3 separate regions of the Homo sapiens genome follow, and all the other regions are linked to region 2. Evidence: chromatin contacts called from ENCODE Hi-C or POLR2A ChIA-PET data. All regions are on one chromosome and are shown on one strand. The core of a region is the stretch at or near the end of the contact, and the rest is flanking DNA. Distances in the headings are between cores, read along the strand shown.

Region 1 (4,349 bases), core at 1,410-3,909, 35 kb before region 2:
GGAGGATCACCTGAGCCTGGGGAGGTAAAGGCTGCAGTAAGCCGAGATTGTGCCACACTACACTCCAGCCTGGGCAACCGAGTGAGACCCTGTCTTAAAAAAAAAAAAAAGTCTGTTTCCTTTAGCATGTAGCTGTGAATGTGGCCACTAGGAAGATAAGATGGACATGACAAGCTTGATGATAGATAGCATAACCTCCCTCATTGCCCACTGGGAAAATATTCCATCTCCAAAGTTGCTGTCACTGGAGCTACCAAAAAATGCCTGTCCACCCTGAGCCTTCTACCCCTTGTTCTGCACTAACAGCTGATCCTGATACTGCAATAGCCTCACCTCTCATAGTGGGACAGAGAATATGGGCCCAGGGAAAGGAGCTGGCATCTGCTGTGCAATGAGCACAGCTGTGCTACCACTGTTGAGGCCTCTTGGGCAAAGGCAATGATGGCAGCCAGCTACAGATGTTGTACATGAGTTTGGCCATCTGGCTCTGAAACTGATTTCAGAAGCCAATGATGCTGGCAGTGGAATGGAGGAAGCTGTCATTCTCAGCTTACTTGGGCAGCTTACAGTGTCAGCTTCAGCAGTCTAGGGGCACAGGGTCCAGGTGAACAGAAATAGTAATAGGCACACAGCTTTATACAAGAGTGACCAAACCCTTGTGCACTAATGATTCCCACCCACTTTTAGAAAAGTTTGTATTCCTGGATGGCTATTTCTGCTGGTGATTCTATACGTCCTCTGCACTGGCTAGGCTGGCTTGCCCTCTGGTGCTCTTAACCAAGGTCATGTAGTTGTGGAAGTTTATGCAATACCAGCATGGTTTGTGAACCTGGCACAAGCCAGGCCACATACTATTCAGTTTGAACACAAGCCAGCTAGCTAAGGAGATCCTGCTTGAGGAACAAGGAAGAGGAATCTACTTTGAGTGGGCAAAAACAGGCCATTGTGGAGCTGCAGTGGGCTGCAGTGTAGCATTTATTTCTTTTTCCTTCAACTTGTCTAAATCTGGCTTTGGAAAGGAAAGTTTTCAAACTTCACATTTTTTCCCTTGTAGCATAACTTGAATGGAAATAAGTCAGTGTTATTTTAGGCCAGATTCCAAGTTTTTCCACCTTCTGAGTTACGTAAACTGATCAAGTTGGGAAGCCAAGGGTTTTAGCCTGTATTTAACCTTTTGCAGTTCGTCATCTTTTGAGTAACATTCTGTCTTCCTTTAAGAAAAAAAAAAATCAGGTCCTGGCTTATAGTGCTCACACTGTTTGGTGATTTATGAACCCTATATTTTAATATTTTACTTGATTGTGATTTTCATACCCAGGAAGGATTTTCTTGTAAAAACATGGAAACTGCATTGTGTGATAGCAAGGGTGGGCTTTTTGTTTTGTTTTGTTCTGTTTTGACAGATGGAGTCCATCTATCTTTGCTTTTAAAAGCTTAGCACACTCTCAGTTTACACTTTTATAAACACTTGTCTCTTCAGCATTGTATTGAAGATGAACTATAAAGTTAGTCTTTGCTTTCAAAGCATTTACAGTTTGAGGGACTGTACAGAAAGAAGTCATTAGGAATATATAGTCCACAGGACAAAGCTTGAGCAGCCACGTAAATAACAGAAACATCTTGTTCAAGGTCACCTAAGTACACACTGTGCTATGACCAGGCAGAGGTGATGGGATGGGGGGAAATGCTTGTTTAGTTCAGAGAAGTCATAACTCCTCCTGATGAGAACTTTTATTGAGGAAAAAATAGACTTTAGGAACTGAAATGGAAGGTGGAAATTTGGCAGACTGAGGCAGAGAGGATGTTTTAGAAGAGGATATAGCTTGGGTTGGGACTTGCTGACAGTAGTTAGATAGGGCTAAGGCTGTGAGCAGGTGAGACCAACAGAGGATATGTTAATTGCAGAGTTAGGAATGGGAAGCCAGCTAGGAGGGTCTGGTGAAATTTTTTGAAAACTGAGAGCAAAGACCTGGGTTGTCTTTCAAAGGAGAATGGACCCACTTCAGTCTTGAGAAGACTGGCACAGAAAAAAACTCATTTGAAACAGCATTAAGAACTGATCAGAGGAATGTTAAAGTCCAGGGAGGCGAAGAAATTAAGACTATCAAAGCTCAGGCAGTATATGCACAAGGCCAGACTAAAGCTTCATCTGTCTGTAGGAGAGCATCACCTGGATTGAAACAGAGTTCCCCAGTTGTTTGCTGACTGAGGGAGTGTAACAGGCAGTGGGGCATAAGCTAGGTTTGTGGACTCAGATGTGGGCATCAGCATTTACTAGCTATATGACATTGAGCAAGTAATTTAACCTTTAAGCCTCAGTTTACTTATCTGAGTTAATACTACTCGTTGGGTTGTTAAGAGGATTATGTGAGGCAGTGTGTGAAAGCACTAACACAATACTTAGGCTTATTAGGTGTTGAATAATCTTAGCGTCCTTGGTCCTTGCCTGTGACTTAAATGTAATGCTCAGTAATCATAAAATTACCCAACGAGTTTGACCAGTTCTCTCCCACACCCCCAGTCTGGTCTCAGTTTCCTTGGTCAGGTGCTTGTTTGAACTGACTGTGACTAGAACTGACAGATTGGCAGACTTCACAAGGACCTCTTTATATAGGGAATGTGTGATTATGTAAACAGCAGATTTTAAGTCCAAATGCCCCAGGTCACTGCCCTGGACTGCAAGACTTTGCTAAGAACACAGGAAGTAGATTACCAATTTTGAACTCTGAGGTGGTTCTACGCTGCCGGCTTGTTTTCTTGTCCATTCCCAACTATTCCCACCCCTGCTGCCAAGCAACCAACCCACAAAGAAAGTTGGTAGTGTCGTAGAAAACACAAAACAGGCTAGAATCAAGTCTCAGCCTCACACAGTAAATATTGTTAAAGAAATATGTTTAGTTCTGAATCTAAGCAGAGTGTTTAGGAATCCGTGCACTTAGGCAGTATCTATCTGCAGAGCTACCTCTACATTTTAACTTAGGTTAGTTGTTTCCCTTGGAATGTCTTCTCCGTGTTTTCAATGTTTTCACCTATGTTGTACCATTAAGGTCTGGCCCCTGTGCCACCACCTACAGAAAGCCTTTCCTGATTTCTCTATTCATGTCTTCTCTGAAAGTGATCTTTCTTCTTTCTGTGAAGTCCAACTTTTAAAAATATGTTTACAAAAATACTTCTTAGGATCATTAATGCATTGTTCCTAAGTCAGAGTTCTCTGTGAATTTATTCTATACAATCTTCTAGTGCTAGTATATAAACTCCTTAAGAACAAGAATTTGCTCATGATAGTAGTCCCCTGCAGTGTGTAGATTACATAAGTGTTGAGTAAATCTTGGAGATCAGGTATCCTCATTCAAGAGGAAAATGAATAAGAGATCCAGTTCAGAGACCTACAGTGAGTGCTCTCCGCTGCAGGCAGGGATTGATGAGCTGCTTCAACTCTTACCACCCACCACTCTCAATCCTATACTCTAACTAATGAACTCTGCTCACCGTTGTCCAAGTGAGTTGACCCTTTGGCCTTTCCATGCCGTGGCCTGTGCACCTTCCTGAACTTGGAATGCCTTTACTCTCTGGAAAAGTAATCAGCCTCTGGGTCAGATATGGCCTTTGCTCTTTGGTGTTCCCTGATGTTTGGACAAATCTGCTCCCTTTTTTTCTCCCCAGTGTCCTGTAGGAGATACCTCCAACATAGTGCTTTTAATGTTGCTTATTAGTTATTGACAGTCTGATTTTTTCTGGATCAGGGTTCTTCTTTGGCTTGTTCATCTTTGCAACCTCAGTACTTAGCATCATACCTGGCATCTCCTAGATGTTTTTGGTACCCTTGAATTGAATCCAAAAAAAGTCTCCTGAGGCAAACCAGATAAGTCCTCTGACCTGAAAGCCAAAGTCAGAGAGAATGTTTGGGACAGACTGCCTGTACCAAAAAAAGTCTGAACTCAGGCAGCTCTGGCTAGAGCAGTGCCCTTTAGGTTTCTCTAGGAAGGTCACTGGTAATAGGAAGCTTGATTTTGTGAGAGGAGAGAGCTGCCTGTCTGTCCAGGCCATGGACCTTTCCTTCTAGGGTTGGTCTCAATCCAAAACCAGCCATTCCTTGGTCTGCCATTTTATGAATGCTGCAGTGGTTCAGGATACAGCTCCACAAGCTGAATTTTTTTTTTTCCATTTGTAGTTGGTACTTGAAACAAATACATCACTAATAGTATTAGTTGATTTTAAGAACTGTTGATTCCTTAAAAAAAAAAATACACATCTCTTTTTAGAATGGGAGACCTTGTAGTTTTTTTTCCACAAATTTTTATTTAAAAAAAGTCAAACCTACAAAAAAGCTCTAAGAATAATACAGTGAA
Region 2 (4,050 bases), core at 1,033-3,532:
TATTCTGAAAAAGCCCTATAGTTATAAAAATAACAGAATTGGCTGTAACTTCTTATGTCTATCTAAGTCACAGACATACAAGTTTATACATTAAACTTCAATTTGTATTATTCACTCTTTATTCTTCCTGTTTTAATGATTTGGAAGGATAGGTAAGGGCCTATGTATCATTTTTCTTCTGTAAATCCTGTGAAGATACCTTTTCCAAAAGGTTGCTGTATGATCACACCAACACTGCAAGAAGTGAACCCCTGGGCATGAAATTATATTCTTTAACATTTGGTATCTGCAAGATGCCACAAATTCTAGGATTAAACAAGAATTATATTTAGTTGTCTAGTAAGAAATGGGATTTTGTGTTCCCTGACTAGATACTATATTATACCTTTCATAATTTGAAGTTCCTTTTTTTTTTGAGACGGAGTCTCACTCTGTCACCTGGGCTGGAGTGCAATGGCCCGATCTCAGCTCACTGCAACCTCCACCTCCCGGGTTCAAGAGATTCTCCTGCCTCAGCTTCACGAGTAGTTGGGACTACAGGCGCACACCACCATGCCTGGCTGTTTTGTATTTTTGGTAGAGACAGTGTTTCACCATGTTGGCCAGGCTGGTTTCAAACTCCTGACCTCATGATTCACCCGCCTCGGCCTCCCAAAGTGCTGGGATTACAGGTGTGAGCCACCGTGCCCAGCCGAAGTTCTCTTTTTTTTCAACTAAGCTAAAATTTTTTGTTTTAAAATGTTTTGTTTTTATAGTTATGTGGATAGTAATCTAAAATCACTTGAATTATTGATAGGGTTCCTCCCATGCCAACACTTCCCTTAAGCATAGCTAGTTTCTAGGTGGCAAAGTAATCTATATTATTGTCTTAGAATTTTACCATTCATCCCAAGACTTCTAGTTTAGAGGGCCATGTTATCAAGACAAAAAGTTAACATCTGCAACTTTTATGTATAATCCTAGGGATTGGGTTTCTTTGAAACACACTGAGCTTTGGGAACTGATGTATACCTTGGAATAGAAGACGTTTTTTAAAGGAATTCATTGTGACTTTGCTAGACAAGCTGAAGTTGAATACAGTACAGTTCACTTGAATGATAAACATTTATTGAGCATCTACTGTATTACTGGCACTGAGAAAATATGTGTCATGCAAAACTGAATATCCCACTATCATGTTAAAGAGGTAATCATTTACAGACAGTCAAAAGATTTCAGAAGAAAACAAATGTGTTTATAGAATGTGAACTCAGAATTAACTGGAGACCAGATTATATTCTTTAACATGATTTTCAAATTTGGTTTTGAAATGCTTTAGAGCATTTTTTATTATTTCCAAGGGATATTCTAGTTATGGAATTTTGGAAAGTCTAAAACTATTTTAAGCATTTTATGTAGACTGATCCTGGACTAGATATGGGTGTCCCTACTCAACAGGTGTGATTTTAGATGTCCAGGTGGATTTTTACCTTATTCAGGGCCAAAAAGTATCCCTTAATATGTCACAGTGACTAAAATGTTATCACTGAAGTGTTATTCCTTTGGATCTTGTGAGTTTTTTTTTTTTAATCTTTGATATTTCCTCATTGTAAGACAAGGACCAATATCACTGATAGTTATTCTGAATACAGGCCTTATCCCTTTAAACAGAAATATACAAACACCTCTTAAAGAAAAAAGGCAACCTATTTTAAGCAGTATTGTCCTGAGTTTCTGGTTCTTTGATAAACCTTCCTTTTAAAAACTCAGGTTGGACCAGCCTGGGCAACATGGTGAAACCCTGTCTCTACAATAAATACAAAAATTAGCCAGGCATGATGGCACACTCCTGTAGTTCCAGCTACTTGGGGGGCTGAGGCAGGAGAACCACTTGAGCCCAGGGAGCTCGGGGCTGCAGTGAGCTGAGATTGCATCAGTGCACTCCAGCCTGGGTGACAGTAAGACCTTATCTCAAAAAAAAAAAAAAAAAAAATTAGGTTGGAAAAAAATCACAGTCCTAGAAAGGAAAAGAAAAGCAAAGCTGAAAATGGGAAAATATCAGTGGAAAATTTAGATGAGCTTACTCATTGCCTGATTGTGGGTTTTTCTATGTCAAATAATACACATTATTACTGTCTCTTCCTTTCATCATTCCCATCGGTGACAATAGCAAGCCAACGATGGTTTGCCTGAAGTCTCCTGGTGTTTATCAGATCTTGTTTTCTTTCTACTCCCCACCTCACCCTGCCCTCACATTAGGAAAGCCTGTAAGTAGACTCACCGTGCCACCATGTGGCTAAAGCTCGCATATTCTTTAGAGTCAGTACAGGGTAATAATGGGCAGTTTGATTCTCCTCCTGCTGCCACCTGGAAGTACAACACGTTGCCACTCTGCTTCATTCACGTAATGTGAATCTCCATACAGAAATAGCCCTGTTGCATATCTCTGTGGCATTAGGACCTCTCCAGAATGCATATCTCTTCACTCTGACAGAAAATAAGTGCCAGACTTGGGGGTTATGATATCACCAGGAAAAAGTAGAGAGTGAGGTATGTGGTCTCTGTACTCTTCCCCAGTTGATTAACATGAGTATTCCTCTGATCCCAAATTTCTTGGTTTTGGCATCTGATGGGAGGACTGCCCCAGTGACCAAGCTTTTGGATCCATTCATTCCCAACCTTGATCAGGCTGGAAAAACTTTCAGTCTTTCTCATTAGAAGCATATAAACTGTTCTTGACTTCATGACTTCCTTAGGCCCTGCAAACAGATCAATCTTGAGAGAGTGCTCATCTGAATCCCCACAACCTACTGTTTTCTCGTTCATCTTTTGGTTCTATCTTTCCTAACAATTGCTGTGATAATTCCTTCCTTTCTTTTTTTCCCCTACCAATATTCTGTGGTGAATCCTGAAATTTCTTTCTCTGCCTTCCCCACCTGCCCTGACTGTTGTGAGGATGGTTTTTCTGTGGGAGGTAAAAATTTGTGAAGTAAATATTCAGAGATATGTGGCATATATCTAGAGAACATATATCCTGAATTTTTCTAAGATCATTTATTTCAGACATTTTATATAAACATTTGATAGTTCACATGTATTAGAAACCATGTCCTGATTTGTGACTTAGGAAACAGGAGTATATTATAACCCTATCCTTTATTGTTGTTTTATGATATGGTTGCAGGCAGAAACCATCCTGTATCAAGTTTTTCAACAGTAGAAGCTTTTTCACCATGTCCTAAGTTCAGTATGGGTTGTCCCGGATAAACTCCAGATTTGGCATACTGACTTGATTAACTGTATTACCTTTAGGGATAAGGGTTTTCCTAATGTTAGTATGTGTTTGTGTCCTCCCTCTGCACCAAAAGCAAACCCTCATCCAAAGCTGATGTCAAACTTTGCCATATCAGTGGCAGGCTGTGTGATATTAGCATAAAACCAAAATAACACTGCAATGAATTGATACTTATAGAGCATAAAACCAGGCCAACTTAAATGTTAAGCAGAGATTCACAGGGTGGGAGAGGGGCAAGAACCCTGGACAAAACTAAACATTTGAATACCACTCTGTCCTCAGCAGTGTGCCCAGAGCTCTCATGGATGTTTAATTCTCACAATGACCCTGTGAGATTGTAAGTGGTAGACTGCGCTTTCGAGATGATGAAGCAGAGTTCAGATAGAGTAACTGGTCTTTCTCAGGTCGAAAGAAAGATACTTTATTAAGCTGAGATCTGAGATGTTGTCTCAGTAACAGTAGTAACAGTCTACTTGGTACCAGTGTACTCTGTCTGATTTAATTCATTGTTCATACCATCTATTTGAAAATATTCTTAACTTCCCAACATATCTGATGCAGAGCAGAAGCTTATGAGCACATTTCTTCCACTTGAAGTGTGTGAATTGCCCTTGAACCAACTTGACAATTGTGGTAAACCTAGAAAGTCCTCCTCAAGTTTAATCTTCCTTTCTTTCAGAAGTCAAGACCTCTTTGATATCTTAAGGTGCCCTATGCCTCTTGCCTATCTGTTTTGTCCTTATTTCCAAAGAGAAGAAATATGGATTATAGATTCG
Region 3 (4,580 bases), core at 562-3,061, 36 kb after region 2:
ATGCTAAACATTGTCAGTCATTAGAAAAATGCAAATCAAAACCACAATAAGATACTATTTCGACCAGGCATGGTGGCTTACGCCTGTAATCCCAGTACTTTGGGAGGCTGAGGCAGGCAGATCACCTGAGGTCAGGAGTTTGAGACCAGCCTGGCTAACATGGTGAAACCCCGTTTCTACTAAAAATACAAAAAATAAGTCGAGTGTGCCAGGCATGGTGGCTCACGCCTGTAATCCCAGCACTTTGGGAGGCCGAGGCGGGTGGATCACGAGGTCAGGGGATCGAGACCATCCTGGCTAACACAGTGAAACCCCGTCTCTACTAAAAATACAAAAAATTAGCCAGGCGTGGTGGCGGGTGCCTGTAGTCCCAGCTACTCAGGAGGCTAAGGCAGGAGAATGGCGTGAACCTGGGAGGCGGAGCTTGCAGTGAGCCGAGATCGTGCCACTGCACTCCAGCCTGGGCGACAGAGCAAGACTCCATCTCAAAAAAAAAAAAAAAGAAAAAGAAAAAAATTAGCCGAGCGTGGTGGCGCACTCCTGTAATCCCAGCTACTCGCGAGGCTGAGGCAGGAGAATCACTTGAACCTGGGAGGCAGAGTTTGCAGTGAGCCGAGATCGCACCACTGCACTCCAGCCTGGCGACAGAGTGAGACTCCATCTCAAAAAATAATAATTAAAAAAAAAAATGATAAAGTTAATGATGTTTCTTTTCTAAAGTTTTAGGAAAGGAAAGTGGGTGAGAACGTGGTAACTTTTTTCTTTTTTTGGTTTTCAGTCATGCAGCTTTGCTTCGTTTAGATTTAAAAAGGTTCCCTAAAGGGCTATGATGAAAAGTTGTCGTCTATTGAAGTTTCCAGTGTTGGGGGGAGATTAAGTCAACAGAGAAAGTTCCAAAAATAAAAAAGCCCCAATTATTATAGTAGCTTCTTAACACCTCAGCTGTGAGTCCCTTTTCCTCTCCAGTCCATGGTATGCAATGTTGGGGTGTTAGTCTCAGGGAGCTGTGTCATTACGACACTGAGGTGCACAGCCTCACAGCAGCATCTCCCTTCAGCTCCTCCCATATTCATTGTGCCTCTTGCCCTCGGGCCTGGCTTCAGCTACAGCATCTCCCAAGGATGTGCCTGCCTCCTCCTGCTTATGGCCTTTGTCCTGGCTGCTTCCTCTCCCTGCAATGTTCTTCTTTGCCTGCATTGTCAGATGCTGCCCGGCTTTCAGGATTCAGCTCATGCGCTTTGACGTGCACAGCCCCTCTTAATCCTCCCCAGCACCCTTTGATGTAAACACTGTTATACCCATTTACAGATTACACAAATGTGTGTGTGTAATGTGTTTATGTGTGTGTAAACATACCCATTTTACAGATACAGTGATAGAGCAAACAGAGGCACAGAGATTTTAAGAATTTGTCTAATATCACGCAAGATGTAAATCAAGGAGCTTATTCCAAAGCCCATGCTCTCAACCACCATCCAGTATCAGCAGAGTTGAAAGCAGCGTCTGATTGAGACATACGTTGAAGCTATAGTGTAAACTCTCAAAAGCAAGACATGTAAGGAAGCTTTGCTAAATCATTTTTCTCTGTCTTTCCTCTTTGGGTCCAGGTTGAAGTAAAGCCATATGTGCTGGATGATCAGATGTGTGATGAGTGCCAGGGCACACGCTGTGGTGGGAAGTTTGCCCCGTTCTTCTGTGCCAACGTCACCTGTCTGCAGTATTACTGTGAATACTGCTGGGCGAGCATACATTCCCGAGCCGGGCGGGAGTTCCACAAACCGCTGGTGAAGGAGGGAGGCGACCGCCCTCGTCACGTCCCGTTCCGCTGGAGCTGAGCCACGGGCCGACCCAGCCACAAGTACTGGAGTAGATAACAAGGAGGGAAAAGAGAGGGCACTGCCTCAGGGCTTACAGTGTTCTGGAAATCTGTGCATTCGTTCTCGATTTTTAAAGAAGAATTGGGTCTTTTTATTATTATTATTATTATTTACAGTCATATTACTGAACTCAGTGTCCAGTATAATGCAGAATTGCAGAGTGTAGAATGGTACTGATTTGCACTTTGATTCACACCTTTGTCTGCTTGGTACCTTAATTTTTTATACCTGATTTGTCACTCGTGACAGTATGTAGACTGCCATTCTCATCAGCGGCCGTCAGGCTACTGTCTGTGATTCTTTTGTTTGTTGTTGTGGTGTTGTTCTGATTGTTTTGAACTGGAGCATGCACTTATTTTCAGAAACTTAGAGAGTTGCCCCTAGGACAAGACTTACCAAAGGTAATACTCGTGAGTAGGTGGCAGATGTAGCAAAAACTTCACAACAATTCAGCAATCATTAGCTCGGGTCACTTAGAGTAAGGATAACCCTTCATGAAAATAAGCCTTTAGTTGCTCTCTATTTTGACTTGTAAGGATACCTCATAAGCTGGATCTTTTATTTTTCCTTCATGTTTGATTTTTGTTTTGCCGAGGATTTTGGTTAGATCTTTTAGTATTATGTAAATTTATGCTGCAATAGCTTTTGCTGCTATTAAAATGGTATTATTAATACCATAATACTCTATTCAGGCTAGGATATCAATTAAACACAAAAACCCAACAACACACTTTTGTGATTTTAGGGATAGAGTCAGCTGCCGAACGGAGATCAGAATAGACTTCAGAAAGCTTCGGTGGAAGGTCACTATTTCTGACTGCATGTTTACTTAATCAGGTTGCTGCATGCAATAAATTTTATATCCAATGTCTAGTATAAAACGTTCCCACAATGCACAAATTAAGAATCTATATAAGCTATAAAAATACTCATTTTTTAAAAAAAGTTTTTTTCATTCAAAGAATTGGTAATTGACCGGAGGAAGGCATGCCTCAATAAATGGAATGCTCTGAATGGGAAGAGCCCATAACAGAATGACCTATATTACAACCGATATAAAACCTAGGTGTAGGATATTCTTCAAGCAAATTTGTGGATGGTAGATGAAGTACTTTGCGGTGCTCTGTTATATATTGTGAAATTTATTTTATATAGTAAAGTGATTATGTCTAACTGTGATCAAACTTAACTGTTTAAAGCCTCTGTCAGACATTAATGAACTTGACAGTTCATAACTGATATATTATAAACTAACACATGAGCTCTTAGTTACAATCTCTTAGTGCTTGCACCATTTTACATAGCTTCAGACCTTGTCCAGAAAACCAAAGAGCTCATCTTAGCTTACAAACACTAAGAATATATACAGGATATAGAGATAAGTTGTCAGATTGACAAACTAGGCACATTTTTAAGAAAGTTGTGTAATGGTGATGCTAAAGAAATGTCTGTACAAAATAAGATGGCCTGGGCAGAGTTGGTTGTCTGAGTGAGAAACTAACTACTTAATTCCCTGGATTTATCCTGTTAAGCTTGAGTAGAATGAAGGCCTGCTAGCACTAGCGTGGTCTAGAATGAAGGCCTGCTAGCACTAGCGTGGACATTTTTCTAGCATTCACCCTTGGGCTGCAGATAGTAATATATAAACACACACAATGATTGCAAGACTATGTAAATCTTTTTTTAATCTTCTTCCTATGTTTTGGAATTCTGGGGACAATCTGACTGGATATGACACTGCAGAATAGATTTAAGTCGCTGTGTTTTCTGTGCTGTGATGTCCTTGTACTGTCTTAAGTTAGTGTTGCTTGTTTTTGTTTTGTTCTCCCATGTTTAGTTGCAATTACTGGCTCTCAAGCTATAGTTTGTTTTCAAAAAGGAAAAACAAAATAGTTTTTTACTGGATTAAAAATGCTTATTTTAGAATCCTCCCCTTTTTGAGGCTTTTTGGTAATAATTGCTTTTTTCCAGCCCAGGTGTGGTTTTGTTTGTTTTTTTCTATGTTTGTGGGTTTTTTTTCATCTGTACAAGAAATTTTGTTATGCACTACTACTTTTTGTATTCTAGACAGTTTTCAAAAGTTGGCAGATTTTTTTTTTTGTTTTTAAGGAAAAAGGCATGCTTTCTGACTGACATGATCTTTTGCAATACCTCAATTTTGAAATATAGGAAAGAAAATGATATTTTCTAAGTAAGTTTATTCAGAAAAATATATATTAATTTAATTCTGCAAGAAAATGATTTAACAGATGGGTAACTTTATTTTTTTCATGCTTATTTGTGTTTTTTGAAAATGAAGAAGTTAGAGCTTTATAACTATAATATTAAAGATCATATCTAACCTACAGAAATCTACCTAATTATGTGAAAGAAGCAAAACTTTTTGAAGAAGCACCCCTCTTTCATGTATTAAAATAACACTGAGATTTTTTTAAAAGCTGGAAGATTGTACAGCATAAAGCTAAAGTGAAGGCAAAAAACATTGTCCTGAAGAATAGGTTACAAAAAATAAACTCCATTTGGTGCTGAAAGTTGTGAATAGATGGTGGAAACTACTTTCCCTTAATTTGTATATTTCTAATCAAGTGTTGATTGTGCGCGACTGACCAGGATTGTGAAAGAGTTCTTCTGTTTGTATTTTTTTAAAGAGAACTTTTTTAGTTTATTAAATTATAACATGTTCCCTTTTGTTTTGTAAATAAA

Evidence for each region. A loop is a pair of places that touch in the nucleus more often than their neighbours do. ChIA-PET counts read pairs that join two places held with the same protein, here RNA polymerase II (POLR2A). Pooled maps may share reads with other maps.
Region 1: a map of Caco-2 shows a loop between it and region 2 (4-fold over the local background). The contact joins two enhancer-like sites. A Hi-C loop is called at or near these places in 5 of 168 maps with a recorded cell type or tissue (CD4-positive, alpha-beta memory T cell, Caco-2, PC-3 and 2 more) and 2 of 50 pooled maps. POLR2A ChIA-PET finds 5 or more read pairs at or near these places in 5 of 52 experiments (AG04450, HepG2, MCF 10A and 2 more).
Region 3: a map of DLD1 shows a loop between it and region 2 (5-fold over the local background). The contact joins two enhancer-like sites. A Hi-C loop is called at or near these places in 2 of 168 maps with a recorded cell type or tissue (DLD1 and MCF 10A). POLR2A ChIA-PET finds 5 or more read pairs at or near these places in 6 of 52 experiments (BJ, OCI-LY7, Panc1 and 3 more).

Annotation. Positions count from the first base shown.
Region 1 is chr10:92,121,486-92,125,834 of GRCh38, reverse strand. The region is part of intron 6 of CPEB3 (cytoplasmic polyadenylation element binding protein 3); the gene reads left to right. Among named protein-coding and RNA genes, the nearest start is that of CPEB3, 170 kb to the left of the region's middle. Within about 2 kb of position 2,659, at least 14 of the 41 ENCODE cell types and tissues checked have a DNase peak (open chromatin) inside an H3K27ac peak, as active enhancers do.
Region 2 is chr10:92,086,148-92,090,197 of GRCh38, reverse strand. All of the region lies in intron 8 of CPEB3 (cytoplasmic polyadenylation element binding protein 3), which reads left to right. Among named protein-coding and RNA genes, the nearest start is that of BTAF1, 160 kb to the right of the region's middle. Within about 2 kb of position 2,282, at least 9 of the 41 ENCODE cell types and tissues checked have a DNase peak (open chromatin) inside an H3K27ac peak, as active enhancers do.
Region 3 is chr10:92,049,467-92,054,046 of GRCh38, reverse strand. CPEB3 (cytoplasmic polyadenylation element binding protein 3) reads left to right here. Exons shown (of 10, transcript NM_014912.5): 10 at 1,608-4,580. The coding sequence ends at 1,835. Among named protein-coding and RNA genes, the nearest start is that of BTAF1, 130 kb to the right of the region's middle. Within about 2 kb of position 1,811, at least 2 of the 41 ENCODE cell types and tissues checked have a DNase peak (open chromatin) inside an H3K27ac peak, as active enhancers do.